2 separate regions of the Mus musculus genome follow, and region 1 is linked to region 2. The links are chromatin loops, found by intact Hi-C in ENCODE. Cell type or tissue: heart. All regions are shown on one strand. Each heading gives the region's core, and the rest is flanking DNA. Links, peaks and the distances in the headings are about the cores only. Region 1 holds the start of Mir3083 (microRNA 3083). Region 2 holds the start of Gm17382 (predicted gene, 17382).

The links. Peaks named below come from ENCODE experiments on the same cell type or tissue, not always from the same donor. Only the 100,000 strongest peaks of a DNase experiment are listed, where the experiment ranks them.
Region 1: it touches region 2 in a loop (5-fold over the local background); 2 of 42 quality-filtered maps call a loop at or near these places.

Annotation. Positions count from the first base shown.
Region 1 is chr17:26,942,879-26,951,200 of GRCm38, reverse strand. Syngap1 (synaptic Ras GTPase activating protein 1 homolog (rat)) reads right to left here. Exons shown (of 19, transcript NM_001281491.2): 2 at 6,447-6,568; 3 at 4,463-4,568. Mir3083 (microRNA 3083) reads left to right here and starts at 3,082; the gene lies at 3,082-3,145. It overlaps Gm51291 (predicted gene, 51291), which reads right to left and starts at 3,141; the gene lies at 3,085-3,141. In heart, for the core only: CTCF peaks have their summits at 1,748, 2,842 and 4,346; DNase peaks (open chromatin) are centred at 100, 1,980, 2,680, 4,450 and 2 weaker places; H3K4me3 peaks cover 3,664 bases; H3K27ac peaks cover 4,122 bases.
Region 2 is chr17:26,881,497-26,889,818 of GRCm38, reverse strand. It overlaps Gm17382 (predicted gene, 17382), which reads left to right and starts at 3,573. Exons shown (of 3, transcript NR_168075.1): 1 at 3,573-3,852. In heart, for the core only: CTCF peaks have their summits at 3,507 (motif pointing right) and 4,720; DNase peaks (open chromatin) are centred at 1,768, 3,558 and 4,708; H3K4me3 peaks cover 2,547 bases; H3K27ac peaks cover 4,754 bases.

The DNA of each region.
Region 1 (8,322 bases), core at 76-8,075, 62 kb before region 2:
CATGGGGTAGACACACTTGAACTCAGACAGCCACATGAGAACTGCTGGAGTGGACTCTGCGGCCATCATGTGGGCAGTACCCTACATAAATGGACATGTAAACCCTGAGACCCATGCTTAAGTAGGCTGTAGCCCCCTGGGTCGCCCCTGCACCGTGTACACATACATCCTGACCATGGTCAGATAAAGCACAAACACTCATCCTTCACATTAACAGTACAAACACATTCATTGACTCGGGACAGCTCCCTCCTCTCAACACCCCCCCCCCCAGCTTTCTTCTAGCTTTTCCATGACTCTAATCACCAGCATCTGTGATGGCTACCAGGAAAACAGAACAAATAAAACAAAAAAATGAGGAGCAAATGTGTTAGTGAGCCTTGTGTCACCCAGAGCCCCGCATGGCTCCCTCCTCATCCACTCTTCTGCATCTCTCAGGTATGGCTGCCTTACTCTCACTCCAGGGAACCTGGGTCAGCCATTATTTTCACACACATGCATCTCTAATAAAGGCATAGAGGCCTTAAGTTTAAATCCACTAAAACCTTCTTTTGGAACTACAAGCATTTGCAGAGGGGGCAAAATCAGCTAATTGCTTTGTACAGTTCCTGGAGGAAAGACACACCATATCAGGACCTCAAAAATAAGTCATAGGTGCATGGAGGCCACACACATGTTCCCAAGGACTCTGACACAAGAACGAGGCAAAAAGCACAGGAGAGGGCAGACTGACAGGAACATGGGGTGTCCTGTCATTAGTGCTGCCTGCGGTGACATAGACAGAGAAAAGCACACAGCCATGTACACACAGCAAACCTGAAAAGCACACACTGCCATGCTGGGTCTCTATGTCCCATCCCTGCATGATAGATACACTCAAGCACACACACAACAGCCACCTACACAGACCCGTAACATAGGCATTGTGCATACACCCACACAGTACACACCCTGCACACACACACACACACACACACACACACACACACACACACACACAGAGCAAGGGCTTGGACTCCGCCTCTCCAATGTCTCTAATCTTGACATCACCCACAAACATTTCTCCTACCCTCCAATCCCCCAAATCCCTACCCTACGTGTAGCCTTTCTTCTCCATATCCAGCTGACAGCTCTCAAAGGGAGCCAGGGAGAGAGGGTGCCAGAGGAAGATGAGGAGCTGGGCTAGAGAGGGAGCAGAGAACCTGGGGGGAGGGCACGCTCTGCAGTCTCCGTGGTGACAGGCCTCACTGGGAAGCAGCCTCTGTGACTGGATAGCCTCCTACAGACGGGGCAGCCTAGGCCCTCCTGCATCCACTTCTCTCCACCCTCTCAGAATGCTCCACAGAGAGGCCTGGCTCTTCAGCTACCTCCCAACTTCCCTGTCCTCTGCCCTCTTTTCTCTAAGTCCAGCTCAGTGCTCTTAGATTCCCATTCTCCAGACATTCTCTCTCCCTTGCTCTTTGCTCTCCTCCTCTTGGTGACTCTCATCCTTACTTCCCTCTACCCCTTCACTTCTTTCCCTTCAAGCTTTTCTGTCCCCATCTAGGGGCCAGGCAGAGAGGCTCATATCTGCCTAGTCCAAAGGTGTTTCATGCAGTCAGACTGTAAGGAACCATTCACACACTTTGTCCTCACCACCGGAACACTGGCATACCACCACCCACATCCAGACACGCCCTGGACACCCATGCTGGGACTGACACAGATTCTCAGGCCAGTGTTGGAACACACATGCAAAGACACACACCTGCCACCAGGGACACTGAAAATTCTCATTTGGCCAGCCACACATTCCTACACATCAACCTCAACCGGGGACATGCACACTCAGGGTCAGAGGTGACATGAATTAGTATGTCCACAGACTGCCCCATAAACCGGTGGCTGGCCCCACAGGCCCTCAGGCTGTTAACTGGCAGAGGCGGGGCAAGACAGGACATACCTGCACAGTGCTGGCTACACGTGTGCAAGAGGATTTGGGCCCCATGTGCACATGCACCGACACACAGGGGCACAACCACGGTCAAGATCACATACGCAAACACCAGGGCTGGCCCTCCAGTAGGGCTCCAAGACCCCCTCACACCAGCCGCCCCCACGCGCGGTCACAAGCAGGAAGCTGCCCAGACCCCCTCCCTCCCGACCTCTACTGCCCCCCCCCCCCGCTCCGGTTACCATAACTCCCCCCACTCGGAAGATGCAGCGAGAACATGCGGAGGGAGCAGCTGCCGCCGCCGCCGCCGCCACCGCGGCCTCCCCAGGCCCCTCCCGTACCCACGCACACGCGCGCCCCCGCCCCACGCGCGCAGCCCCCCACGCGCGCGCTTCGTCCGCCCGGCCCCGCCCTTACCTCGCACCGCCCCCCGGGGGGTCGAGGGTGTCCCCCGATGGGGGAGGGGCCCGCTCTGCGCGGGGGAGGGGCGGGTGCGGAGGGAGAGGGGGCGGCGGCCCGGCTCGCGCCGCCCGACGCGGTGGGGCGGTGGCGGGGCCCGGGACGGCCTGGACGGCCGCGCGGTGACAGCCGCGGGAACGGCTCCCTCCGCCGCCGCTCCCGCCGCTGCCGCCGTTGCCCGGGCCCCGCCGCCGTTGCTAGGCGACCGCTGCTGCCGTGGCCGCCTCTGTCACGAGCCCCGTCGCCCGGAGACAGCGCGAGAGAGACGGGGGAGGGGGACAGAGGGACCCCCAAAACCAACTAGGCCTCCCATCATCGCCTCGTGAACAGGACCCCCACCCCCAAAAAGAGAGAGAAAGAGAGAGCTAGAAACCCTTGAAGGGAGTGAGGGTTTGCAGCTCCACCCAGCAGAGGAGGAGCCCTAGATTCCAATGCCCTCAAAGGTCCGGCGACCTCTCCCGGGCTGGAGCGTCCACAGCCTCAGCAAACACCTTTGCAAAGTGGAGCCCCCCCCCCCAATCCCAAAACCCTTTATGTCCCCTGCACATCCTCCATGCCCTTTACACATTCTATTTTCCTCAGAAGATTCCAAACACTCACCACCTACTAACTTCTAATAAACCCTGCCTATATATATATATATATATATATATATATATATATATATATATATATATATATATATATAAAGTAAAGGCTGGGAATATTTCAGAGATATATATGTATATCTCCGAAACATTCCCAGCCTTTACTAAGCCCCAATACAGTCAGTAACCTTTACAGGCCACCTTAACTTCACCCTAAACACAGGAGACCCACACCAAAGGCCTCAGCACTCTGAGGACTCTAAGGAAACAGAACTGTGTGGGCAGAGCGGCCAACTGCCAACAGCAGGACACATGACAAACACGCTCTGTGAGCATGTTACCATTCCAGTGCACACAGGTACACACTGCACAAACAAAAAACATGCCTGACATGGACTCGACAGACAGACATCACCCATTCTCTATACACTCTTCACCACAGCGGCCTCCTGGTTAGCCTCAGCGTGCTACCTACACCCTCATGTCAGTTTCCATGACAGTGACATACATCCCTGACCACCAGCCTGGGGTGCCAAAGCTGGCCCCCAAGGGCAGTGAGGCCTAGGCCTATCAGCAGGCAGCTGGCTGGATAACAGGGGCTTCTGGTTCTCTAAGGAAGCCTGTAACCCTGGGGAGGAAGAAATGGTGGGATAAAGGGGTCTCATGGGGTTGGGTGGGCGTCATGGAAGAGAAATGCTGAGGAACTGGGCAGTGGCAGGGGGCTTCCGGGGACTGAGGGCGTCTCTCTGCACCTTGGCTGCAGATCCCTGTTCTCTGCCTTCATCTCCCCTCACTGTTCCCATGGAAACCTTTTAAGCGAACTTCTCAGAGGAAGACAAAAATCTTTTTTTAAATGACTAAAGAGGGGGGTGGGGGGCAGAAGGGAGGAGGAAGGGGAAGAGACAGATGGAGAGAGGGAGAGAGTTGGAGAGACAGTGAGGAGATGGGGGTCTGACGGAGTTCCCAGAGCAGAGGGGAGGAACACGGGGATCAAGGGGAAATGGAAAATGAGAATGGGGAAAATCAAGAAAATAGGGAGTGATACGACTGCAGAAAACGGAATCAATTGAGGGGGAAAGATGAAGGAAAGGCCACAGGCCTGAAGATCTGGAAAAAGATGGGAGCTTGCGAGCGGGACTCGGGTCTGGGGGAGGGCAGGGAATAGGTCATTCCAAGTTCTCAGAAGGAGGATGCGAGGGCCTGGGCCAGGAGCACAGACAGGAGACTAAAGATCTAAGCAGATTATTTTTACAAGCACCAGGGAAACAGTCAAACTTCACTGCTGGAGAGGAAAGGGGAGCAAAGCTAAGCAGTGTATGGACGCGCGGGGGCCGCTCACCAACAGCCCCGGTACCCCGCGCAGCCCGGCAGCCCGGACGAGGGCGCCCTGTCCTCGGGATCGGGATCGGGATCACGGCTGCTCTCCGCCCCCGCCCGCGCTCCCCGAGACTGTCCGGGGCACGAGCCTGCTCGGCCGCCGTACCATGCTCGCCGTGGGGCCGCCCCTCCACTGGCACAGAGACGGTGCGTCTCAGCAGTTTGTTTCGGCTGGACTCGCTCCTCCGGTCGCGGATCAGAAGGGGGTGTATCTAGGGGATTGGGGAGTGTGTCAGACCTCACGGGCCTGCGCCATCCCTCCTTTCCCCTTTCATGGAAGGCCGGCCCCTTGCCAGCCCACCTGCCCCTTCCACCCCTGCCCATTTCCCTTGGCCCTGGTGAGGGGACTTCTCGTTTCCCTGCTCTCCCTCCATTTCTCTTCAAACAGTTTAGAGAATTCTCCCAAACCCCACTAGCGCTTCCAGCAAATCCACAGGAGTTAGCTACCTCCTGAGTCTGGTTTCCCTGTGACCTTCAGTTCGTCCATTTTCCCCCGCTTCCCTCCCAACCTCCTACCTTCCTCGCCCCCTTCTCTCTCTCAAGCTTGTCACAGCTGCATTTATAATCAGTTCCACAGCTTGTCTCCCTCCCACAGCCCGGCTTGCGGCCAGACTGGGACCCAACCTCCCCTCCCCCAAAAAGGCCTGGTCACCTCCCCCCACCCCCCTTTGCATCTTCTTCCTTTACCCTCTTCCCCTCAGCTCTACCTTTCCCTAGGCCTCACCTCAGCTCCCCCTGGGAGTCGTCATCCTAACCTCCACCCCTACCAGAAGCTAGACTCCCACGAGGCCCCAGCCCCACCATCCGCCCAATTCTAGCTCCCAAGGGCCTTCATTCTTCCAGCTCCATCTTCGCCTTCCCACTCCCACCTTCCTACCAGACAGGCTATTCCTGTTGGCCTCGGGTGGCTAGTGGGTCCCCTGTCTCCATGTCTGATTCCTTCCTTCTCACTGCTGCACTTCCCACTCCTATCGGCTCTTTTTCCCAGACCACCCAATGGACTTCAAATCCTTAGTCAAGGCTGATGACCAATAGCAAATCACTCAAAGGCCTTCCAGTATTCCAAACTTAGGTCCACCAGGCCACCTCTCCTGCGGCCAATTACCATGCTCCCTGTCAGACACTTGTAGTTCATGATCTGGACATTCTCTGTCCACATTTTCACCTGACTTCAAGGCTCCTCTACACCCTGGTTAGCCCCAAATCCAGCCCAGCCCCCACAGTGTTTAGGCACAACTCTCATTGCCTCTACTGGGGCACCCTACACTCTCTGAAGATGGCTCCCCAAATCACAAATGGGGGCCTCACCCTTCAGAATTGGGCCCATTCCTACTATGGAACCAACACCCTTTAGACTCTTAGACCTCACATGACCACTAACCATCTCCTTCCAGACGCCCTGCCCTGGCCATTCCACCTCCTCACTCTGGCTAGTCCAAGTCCTGCTCCTGTGCACAGGTCCCCACACTACAGTTGTCTACCTCTTCCTTCCATGTCCTCTCCTGAAACCCAACCTTCCCTGTAGAGGCAGAAGGAAACCTAGTCTGAAGCTCACACCATTTTTGTTTCCATTCATGCCAAAATCCAGTGACCCCTGTGGTCTGTCAGTCCCTCCAGCCGCTCCCACTTCTCCTGACTTTCCTCAGGATCGCCTAGTCTTAGCCTGCACTGTGCCCTGTGATGAAGAGCTAGGAGAGGCGGGGAGGAGAAAGCTGAGGACCCCTTTGGAGGAAGGAAGGCCCCCCTTCCTCACTTGCTTTAAGCTCTTCACTTTCCTTCCCCCATAATATGGATAGGGTGAAATCAGTAGGCACCCTCACGACTTCAGAACCATAGCTCCTCCGCAGCACTTCCAATGGCCTCAAAGACCTTCTAGTGGAAGTCAAAGAAAGGTTGTCTATCTTCTTAACACCTTGGCTGTGTACAACAACCCCAATGGCCGCCCTCCTCCCACCTCCTGTCTCTTTTCCTTCCTGTTCTTAGGGCTCTCTCTCTCTCTCTCTCCCGCTCACTGAAGAGGACTCTCCCCATCGTCCTCTCTCCGTGGTCAGTCTTCTCCGCTTGCCCCACCTCCTCCTCACCCCGCTCACCTCATCCTCATCCAGCATGAGCAGCTGGTTCCCCGAGATGATGCAGAACCGAGGGTTCCAGCCAGGACGATCGTACGGGGAATGAACGTATTGGGTTCGGTGCATAGGGGGTCCCCGTACATCTGGGGGACAGAGACACACAGACAGTGAGGGAGGGTCTATACGCTGGGTGTAGAAACCTAAAGTGGGAAGGAGAGTCTGCAGAGAGGGAAAAGGGGCACCACCCGCCTGGAGAGGTCTTGGGTCGGGGGATGGTCCTTCATGCTGAGTGGCATCATGGGAGGTTCCAGGAAGGGGATGAGCGTGGCTTCAAAGATGAGAATTAGTCACATGACAGAGAGGGACTTTACTAGGGGCAGTAGAAGGGGGAAAACTCGGCCTGTTCACTAGTGTTGAGGGGTAGAGATTTATGAAACTGGCAAAAGACACAGAGAGGAAGGGCATTAATAAGCTGCTTACAATGGATGCGGCCTCACATATTTAGGAGAATATGAGGTACCCAGCTGTGGAAAAGAAGATGGTGCACTGAAGCATATTTGAGTCATGAGATTCTGAGAACTAAACAATTAAGAAGAAAGAAAGGAATGGGGGGGGGTCTTATATGTTCAGAGAGGCGTGAGGCCTCCCCTCTCTTCTTCCCTTAATTCCCTACTCCTACCCTGGCCACCCTTTTGGAGACGTTACCAAGGGGAAGGTAGCTCGTCTTTGCATCTGGCTGTGCAGGGATCAGGGATCTGCTCCGATGACCAAAGACTGGTCTGGCCTCTCTGTCCACAGCAGGCTCCGGAGTCAGCCCTCCTCTTCCCACCCAATCTTCATAGATAGGGAGGAGCCAACTCTACAAGCTGACAGCCGCACCTGGCTGTCACTGGGCACATTGAGGAACTTAGAAAGAGTGGAGGAAAGAGTGGAACAGCCACACCTCATGTCAGAGGAACTTCCCAAGATGAAATCTGACAATAAACAAATTTCCAGAAAAAAAAAAATGGGATCAACAGTTATGCACACTCAGGTGCTCCATCTTTGCTGTCTCGATAGCATCGTTGCCACATACCATTTATGGGGACACAGTGAAGGAAAGGCCTTCAGGGAGTCAGAAGAGTTAGATTGGTGATATTGGAGTGATAAAACTAGGCTTAAGGGATCAACTGGAGGATGTTCACAGGAAGAAAAGTCCAGGGCTATCACCTGTGCAGGGTAATTAACTTGGGCATGTTTCAGGAGAACTGGCCTTTGAGCTTCATTCCAGGCCCTAGAGTAACTTTAGGAAACTCCATCCCCTTACTGATGATGGCCACCATTCTCAAATTTACCCAAATTGCAGGTCAGACAGAAAGATAAACACCTGGGAATTGTGCCTAGACCTCACAATGCTTTCAAAATTTCACTGTCTCGATGCTTTCTTGGAAACTCTACTCATATTTTCTAAATATCAAAGGTCACTGACAGGGTTGGTCATTATAGCTCAGTGGTCGGGGAAAAAAACCAAAACAATAATGACAACAAAAAACTCAAAAACCAACAACAACAAAAAAAACCCCACTAGGATTCAAAGCCCCAGCACAACAATAGCAACAACAACCTTCCATAACTTAGATCACAAACACTTGAGGCCTAGTACATCTCAACGCATGGTGTATCCAGGGGAAAAATCTGTTAATACATATAACCAAAACACAACAGAGGAGCTGCTCTAGGCTGCAGCTGGGCAAGCAGGATAGACCTCAAGGGACACTGTTCTACTGGGAACAGGAAAGGGACACAGGGAATCTTAGCTTAGGTACAACACACACACACACACACACACACACACACACACACACACAGAGAGATTCTATAGTTAAGAATACTAATGACCCTAGGAAGCAATGGAACA
Region 2 (8,322 bases), core at 217-8,216:
CACAAAATCTGATTGCTATTATTGGCAACTTACATGAAACTCAGAATAGGCCATACCGGGCATGTCTTTAATCCCAGCACCCATAAGATAGAGGCAGACGGATCTCTGTGAGTTCGAAGCCAGCCTACTCTACACAGTGAGTTCTAGGACACTCAAGACTGCACAGAGAAACCCTGTCTTAAAACAATAACAAATAAACAAAATAAAAAACAAACAGACAGAAAAACAGAAAGGAGAGGACCCCTATTCCATGTAGCAAATATCCATGTCTCAGCTACTTCTCCACTTCCATATTCCTATCTCACACTCCAGGTGTCTCCTGACTCCTTGATGTTCCTTCAGAGGGAGAACAGCCACGTGGTGCATCAGCCACTGCCAGGCGACCTTCTATAGTACAGGATTCCTAGGTTCAAAACCAGGAGAACCTCCATCTTGATAGCCCCATCAATAAAACGGTGAAAATTCAGCTGAGTCATTACTCTTCCTCCCAAAGGGGAGTTCATGGTGTGTTCTAATGGGACAAGAGTCTGATGTACCCACACCTACCTCCTGGACTTCCTTCATTGAACACAGAGGGTCTGTTCTTGACATTAGCTGGGCCTTGTGGCATAGGTTTATAATCACGGGTACATGGGAGGCTAAGACAGGAGTATCTCAAGTTCAAGGCCAGCCTGGGCAACTTAGTAATGACTCTGTCTCAAAACACTAAAAGTAACAAGACAGAAAGGGCATCTAGTTCAGGGGCAGGAAGTGTGCCTAGCATGCGTAGGGCCTAGGTCCAGTCCTCCTCACTAGGGTAATAAATAAATAAACAAACATTGATCCCCTTTTCTCCCTCACCCCTTCGACCTCCTTTTCTGCCACAGCTTCTTGAGCGTCCCTGCACCTAGACCTGGGAGACTAATTTTCACCCATTTCTAGGGGAAGGAGTACTGAGTTGAAGTGTGAACCATTGGGTTTTGTTTTCTGAGTTTGTTTTTTTACCTAATACAAGTAAACAGTGTGGGGGTGTCAGGTAATGGCTCCCACCTGGCACATGTGGGTTAGGGATGCTGGTGGGTAGAGCCTCTGTGCAGCCTGCCTGGGACCCTAAGAAAGCCCTACTCTTCTCACTCCACGTGGCTTCCCTGCTACCCTAGGCCCAGATATCAAATGTCTCCCTCTGCACAGCCATTTTTCCTGTAGCTACCCTCCTTTGCATCAAGGCTGCCTAGCCCTTCCCTGCAATGTGCCCATCCCTCTGTCTGCTGGGGGCTTTGCCCCTGCCTTCTTACTCAGTCACAGAGCAGCAGCTACTCCCTGGTTCGCAGAGCAGTCCACTCCCCATGCCTCTACTTCCCCCAAGGGCCCCTATGAAGGTAGATTCCCAGCCTGCCTAGATGTAGATGCTGTCACCTTCCTCGTGACAACTTGTTGGAACACAGATCTATCTGCAATAACGGCTTGAGCTCTTAATTTCTTCTTATTTGTAAAATCAAACTGTTTTGATTTTTAAAGAGTTGCTTTAAGGGGGCTGGAGGCACGACTCTGGTTGAAAGCACTCACTACTCTTGCAGAGGAGCCCAGTTTGGTTCCCGTCCATGTGGCAGTCCTCCAAGGGGCCCAGGAATGTGCATGGTACCCAGAATGCATACAGCACATGAGTCACACACATGCAATTAAATCAAATGAAATACTAAAGTATTTCAGAGAGTATTTACAAAGAAAAGCCAGTAAGCCTCCAGCAGACAGCCCAGGGCAGGAAGCATGCCTCTGTCCCTATCAAGTCCCCAGGGATCGTCTTACTCAATGGACTGGAGAGCTGGGGGAGCCTGGGCTGAGGCTCAGGTTCCCTTCTAAAGAGAGGAAATCCTGACAGTCACTCCTGACAAAGAGGGGCCACTTAAGTCTTGTCTTGGAAAAGCAAGAGCTCAGGCCAGCCTGAAAGACTCAGGAAGAGCGAGGTAGCTCTTGCCTGGAGTTAAACCTTCAAGAAGCATATGAGAGAAGTCAGGGATGTCCTGGGTGAGTTATTTACCCTCTTTGACCCTCAGACTCTTCCTCAAACACATGTGCAATGGCCCCACCTCACAGGCACATGAAGAAGAGGACGCTTCATAATCACTGGCAAGCAGAAGGTGCCTGCTTGCTTCAGTTAGAATCTTGTTTGTTTGTTTGTTTGCTTTTGGAGACAGGATTTCTCTGTGTAGCCCTGGCTGTCCTGGAACTCACTCTGTAGACCAGGTTGCCTCGAACTCAGAAATCTGCCTGCCTCTGCCTCCCGAGTGCTGGGATTAAAGGCGTGCGCCACCACGCCCCGCTCAGTCAGAATCTTGAATTCCGCCTCTGCAGTCGGCTGTGGTGACCCCTGTATTATTTTCATTGCTGCTTCATAACTGTAATTTTTCTACTGGTATGAATCATACTATGTAAGCATCTGATGTGCAGATGGCCTTAAGTGATCCCTGGGAAAGGGTGGCTCGACTCCAAGGAGGTCTCGACCCACAGGTTGAGAATAGCTGATAAAGTCATTTCTGTCTGGTTTCACAGAGGACTCCTGGATAATATCATTTAAAAAACTTACAAATCAGGTCTCTTGATGTTTTTCAGCCTCCAACAGGAATGGGGCCCACCTGCTGTGGGGGGTTCCATGGCTGACAATCATCATTGCTGAGGTATCCCTTCTCCAGGCACCTCCTCTTCTGTTTTGCAGTCCCATCTCTTGAGAATCAGGCTAATGATGCCAGACCAAGCCCTCAGCCCTCCCTTCACACTGCGTTAGCCTTCGGCCTACACACAATGGCTCTGCTCGTATGTGCCTTACAATCACACAACAGTGTGTGCCCCAGCTGCATGAACCTGCATCCCGCCTTCCTCACAAAAGCAGATACTTCCATAAGATGACAAATGCTGTTCACAGAGCATCCCGTACTCGAGGGATTTCATGGACATTATTTTGCTTTCTCGTCTGACATCTAACTTAGCTTTTGTTACCTGCAGTTTAAATTTGTGGAAAGTGAACGTCAAACGTATCCAAAGTGACAGAACTCAGCACTCAGTATGTTGATAATCAGGGAAGAATTGTAAATGACTGAAGAAGGACCCATGGGTAGTTGAATAGATATATAGATAAGTGGATGGGTGAGTTAGTTAGGTGGGTAGATGAAGGGAAGGTAATAGATGCTAGCATTCAGCTTAGCTAATCACGCGGCAAAGCTAAGTGCGCCTGCCCTTGCTGGTTCAATTCAAGCATAAGGAATCCCCTGTCTCTTAGCACTGTGCGGGACACCCAGCAGGTACCTGGCATTATCTGAGTTCCCCAACTTAGGAGTACCTGACAAGCATCCTTGCTCCAACTAATTTTCACAGCTGCCTCACTGAGGCAAGATTTGGCCCCTGGGTGAGCATGAGAGATGAAGAACGAAGATTCTGTCCTTTTCGGGCACCAAGAGCAGGCTGTTGAGCTGCCGCGGGAGGGAATGGGTGAGATCCTGGAGGGCTGGGACTCTCGAGGCGTTCCCCTGACTGGCCACGAGAGGGCAGCAGTCCGCAGCCCCAGCGCCGCAGCTAGACCGCAGGGCCAGCAACTGGTTCTCTAGCAGTGCTGCTTAGGACCCACGTGCTCAGCGTGGAACTCACGTGTCGGCGAATGCGGAAGAAAATCGGGAAAACCGATGTGGCATGCTCTTCCCAGGCAACTGTGCTGGGACAGGGTCCCGCAAACGTCGCGGGAGAAAAACCGAAGACATGAGGTGCTCCCAGTGCGGTCCAACAGGCGTATTTTAAATATATGTCCCCAGGTCCATGACTGAAGAAAATTCTGGAAGGACTCCCAGGAAGTTATTTCTTTTTTCTGCTTGCTGTGATATTGAGGTAACTGTTTTGCCATTTAAATGCATTCTATCATTTGTTACTGATAATGATGACGGCGGCGGCGGCAAAGTGATGATATCTGGGATGTAAGAATATGGAAATTTTATTTGCTTGCCTTTCCTTTGCTTACTTTCTGAGTTTTTTAAGCACACGTTGCTACCAAGAGGATAGTTCGGTACTGGGGTGGGAGACACAACTGAGCCACAGGACAGCTGGCACCTTGTGATTGCTTAATATTGCCCTTGAGGTACCAGGATGCATGGGGCCCTGGCCGCCTTGGTACCTACCTGGTGCCAGTCTGTTGGAGCCTCAGTAGGGTCAAGGGGCAGAGCTCTGGGAACAGTAGCAGGGTTCTCGGGTCACAAAGGATGTTCCAATCATCTTGGGCTCTGCTCCTCATTTTTCTGACAGTCTTGTTGGAGATGGCCCTGACATAGCAAACAGGACAAGGTTAGAAAGCACCAAAGCTCCATTCAAACCATCTGCATCTGATACTAGGGTGACCTTGGGCCAGTGACTGGGTATCTCTGGGCCTTAGGTTTTCCGTTTATTAGACAGCAGTTGCAATATCTTTGCTATGAAAGTTAGCACTGATGCCTTTAAGCCATCCAGCAAAAGACAGCCACGTGGTGGGTATTACACACCCCCACCCGGCTTCCCTGTCCACAGAACGAAATAAACTAGATATATGAGTAGAATTTTTAAAAACGAAACTAAAGCGAGACCAGCAGCAGCTTGGGGACTGCTGCCTAGCTTTCCCAGACCCATCTCCAAACCGATAGGGACAGCGGTCTTCTCCTCATCGCCACGCCCTCCCCGTGGCACAGGCCCCGCCTCCCAGCCCTGCAGTTCCTACGCGCTCTCAAAGGTCGGCGACATTGTGCTTTGGACGACAACCTATCTTTTTGGCTTTCCCAGCCTTGACTGTCAAATCCTAGATAAACTGAGCCAGCCTGCTCCTGACACTCACAGAGCAACTCCAGAGAAAGGAAAAGCTCGCGCCGTCTCCCTCATTGCAAAACAAAGATGGGGAATTCTCTGAGCCCAAGAATGCTGTTGGCTGGGAACAGGCAGGCTCTTGGAAATAAACTAGTAAATTGCCAAACATTAAGGCAGAGACTGCCTGAGGGAGCCGTCGGCCTGCGAGGGAAGTTGAAAGGCCACAAGGGACTGGAGAGATAGCTCACTGGGCAGGGTGCTCACAGTATGCAAGGGGCCCTGGGTTTGTTTCCAGCACCAAGTGAACGGGGTCTAGTGGCATTCAGGAGGGGCAGTCAGAAAGCTCAGAACAAGATCTCATCCTTAGCATCACAGTAAGATGGAGGCCACCCTGGGCTACAGGAGACCCTGTCTCTAAAATTAAAAAAAAAAAAATAAGTGACACAGGTAGGCAAGTCAAACGTGCTTACTGGAGTATGTAACGCTATAATGATAAAGAGCTGTAGCACACTGAGGAAAGCGGCTGGAAAAACTCGGAAAGTGTGTCTATCTAGAGAATACACACTCCCCAAGAGGAAGGCTTACTGGGATAAGTAGGCTAGGTAGCAATAAAAGCTGAATTGCTGGCCAGTCAGTGCTGCCGCATACCCTTAACCCCTTAGGAGACAGAGGTGGGCAGATCTCTGTGAGTTCCATGGTCTACAGAGCTAGTTCTAGGACAGCCAGGGCTATACATCGAGGCCCTGTCTTGAAAAACAAAACAAACTGCTAAGGGAAATAGCAGGGGCATTTCCTCTCTAGATTCTGCTTTAAGCTCACAGCATCCTTTCGCTGTCTGGAGGAAATGTAGGGTTGCCCATAATGCCACTACAACGCCCGCTGTGCTGGCAAGGGTGTCCCCTGTGTGTGAAGAAGACAATCCTGTGGGTCAGCATTCATCAAATGGTCTCCAGAGGCTCCCAGGGGATGGTAACTGGGAAAAAGACTATAGAAATTTTGCATTTCAAAGGGAGGGAAAAGAAGAGGGGAAAGTGGAGAGAGAGAGATTGAGAGAGAGAAAGAGCGCTCCTGAGCTCCGAAGTCTCAGGTCTTCACTTGTACAGCCTTCAGTCCCCTGATCCTTGTGTCCTATGGTAAATATTTGCTCTGTGTTAGGCAGTCTGGTTAATTAGGTACTGAGCATAGCCCAGGACACACAGTGTCACAGGACACACAGTGTCACAGGACACACAGTGTCACAGGACACACAGTGTCACCCGGTGGACTTGCCTAATGCCTAGAAGGTGGCGCCTTTCACCTTTCAAGCATGAACCCCAAGGCTACAGAGAGCGGTTTTTAGAAGTCACGTGGTTTCTCAGTACTAAGGCTGACACTGACACCCAAGCAAACACAACTTAATCCAACATCCCTAAAACTCCCAGCCACAGCTTAAACTGCAAATGGCACCCGGGCTGCACCAGGTGGCTTGTTCTTTCATGAAGACATTCATTATTAGAAATGGCTTCCCAAAATGTTTGGCTAAGTCCAGCTGCTGTGACACACATCCTCCTCAGGCTCTATTTCCGCCCTTGGCCTCCTTTCCTGCTAACATCCCCAAGGCGTTCCATCCTCCCTTTCCTGGCCCCTGTGTCTCTATACCACTCAGCATATCCCAAGAGTCCAGAGAGGACACAGGCACCCAGCTGGGTCAGGCCACTTCCCTGACTTGGTTGGACCTCTATCATCTTACGGTGACAGAACATGGGACAGGAAGAAAAGATATAAAAGTGTATGTTGAAAACCAATTGTGGTGGTATAGCCTGGAGTCCCATAGCACACGAGACTAGAGGCAGGAGGACGCCAAGTTCAAGATCACCTTGGGCCTTATAGCATAATCCTTCTCAAACAAACAAGTTGAGTTTGTAACCTTTTGTAATGTGATGAACTGGTGACATTTCATATATCTCTCCCCTAGATTCATTAGCCTAGCCTTTCCTATGTCTGGTCCTGGTTTCTGTCCTCAGGGTTCCTGGGCCAAACAGACTTTTTCCCAGTACATTCTGGAACTAAGAATTACCCAGAAAACAAGTCTGAGTCACTACACTCCCATGTGAGCCTGTCTTGAAGCCTTAGCCCAGTACCATGGCTTCCCATACCAGTGGTTATCACAGAATAGTGTCCATGACTCAGACAAAGCCAGGCATTGGGACAATGGCCCAAAGATTTACAATCCATCTCTCACGGGCCCTAGGGAACCAGCTCCATGCCAGAGATTATTAAAAATGTGAGGTCACCTTTCTCTCTGAACTTAGTGGTCTGGGACCATGTGGGGAGGTCTCTGGAGAACTCAGCCCTCTTCCAAGTCTGAGCTAAGTGCCCCCACCCCCACCCTGTCAGCTCCCTATTCCCCAGGTCTCAATCTCAGGCAACCTTTTGTGCCAGAGGTCCCAGGTCTGCACATCAAACCAATATCTGCATATTCACAAGCGGGGACCAAGGACATTGGGGAAATTGGGTCTGCACTAAGTATGTACAAGGCTGAACAACACAAAGCAACAAGTATTTACCCAGACTTTCCAAGCAACACAGAGATGGCGTAGAATGCAGTGGAGAGTGTGTGGATTGTTTGAAAACCTTCCATTTTATGCCATGGGTATGAATATCTGCTGGAAAAAGTTTAAATCACAATTTATAACACCAGGTTTCCTCCATTGAAGACCATGAGCCTTTGCAGATAAGACCTGATTGGTGAGGTGGATCAATAGGAACTAACCCCTGAGGGGCAGACCTACTTCTGGTTCCCACCCAGGCTCTCTGCCTCCTGCCTGCCATCATGAGAAAAGGAGTCACCGAAAAGTCCCTGCTATGGGTGCCCAGTGTCATTCCTCCTTCCTGTGATAAACCAAGATGTCTCTCCACCAAAAGCCCACATGAGCCTTTGCCCCTGAAGTTCTTTCTGTCAGGAACATTGTCCCAGAGTAACTAATAAGGAACCAGAGGGCTGTTCCAGAACAGTCCCTCCCTCCCTCCCTCCTTCCCTCTTTCCCTCCCTCTCTCCCACAAGCCAGTGGAGAACAGTGCCCAGGACTAGCTTCAGTAGTAACGAGTGAAGTTTAACTAATGGGTAAGATCCCTAGAGTGGGTGCCTTTATACCACAGGATCCCCCAGTGCATAACGCAGCACCCAGACAAGGTAGCAGGGGAATATTTGCTGAGCAAACGCCTTTGGGATGCACATGTGCCATGTGCACGCCTCACCACGATCTTTAGGCGTGTATAACTGCTTTCTATAGGCTTCACGGCCAGCTAAGAGATTGCCTTGTGGCTCAGAAGATGCCTTCAGTTTTGGACTTCTCAACAGTGTGAGACTGTCAAAGATTCCAAGAACTTTTAGAGACAAACTAAATGCATATGCATTTTGAGATGAAAACAAGACTCTCAGAACCGAAAGTGGCAGAAGATCATGACATGAAGTGATGTTTAAGTGTGGAGGGGTAGGGTTATCATGGCTAATATTGACCATGGATTTGATTTTTCTTTTTCAAGACAGGG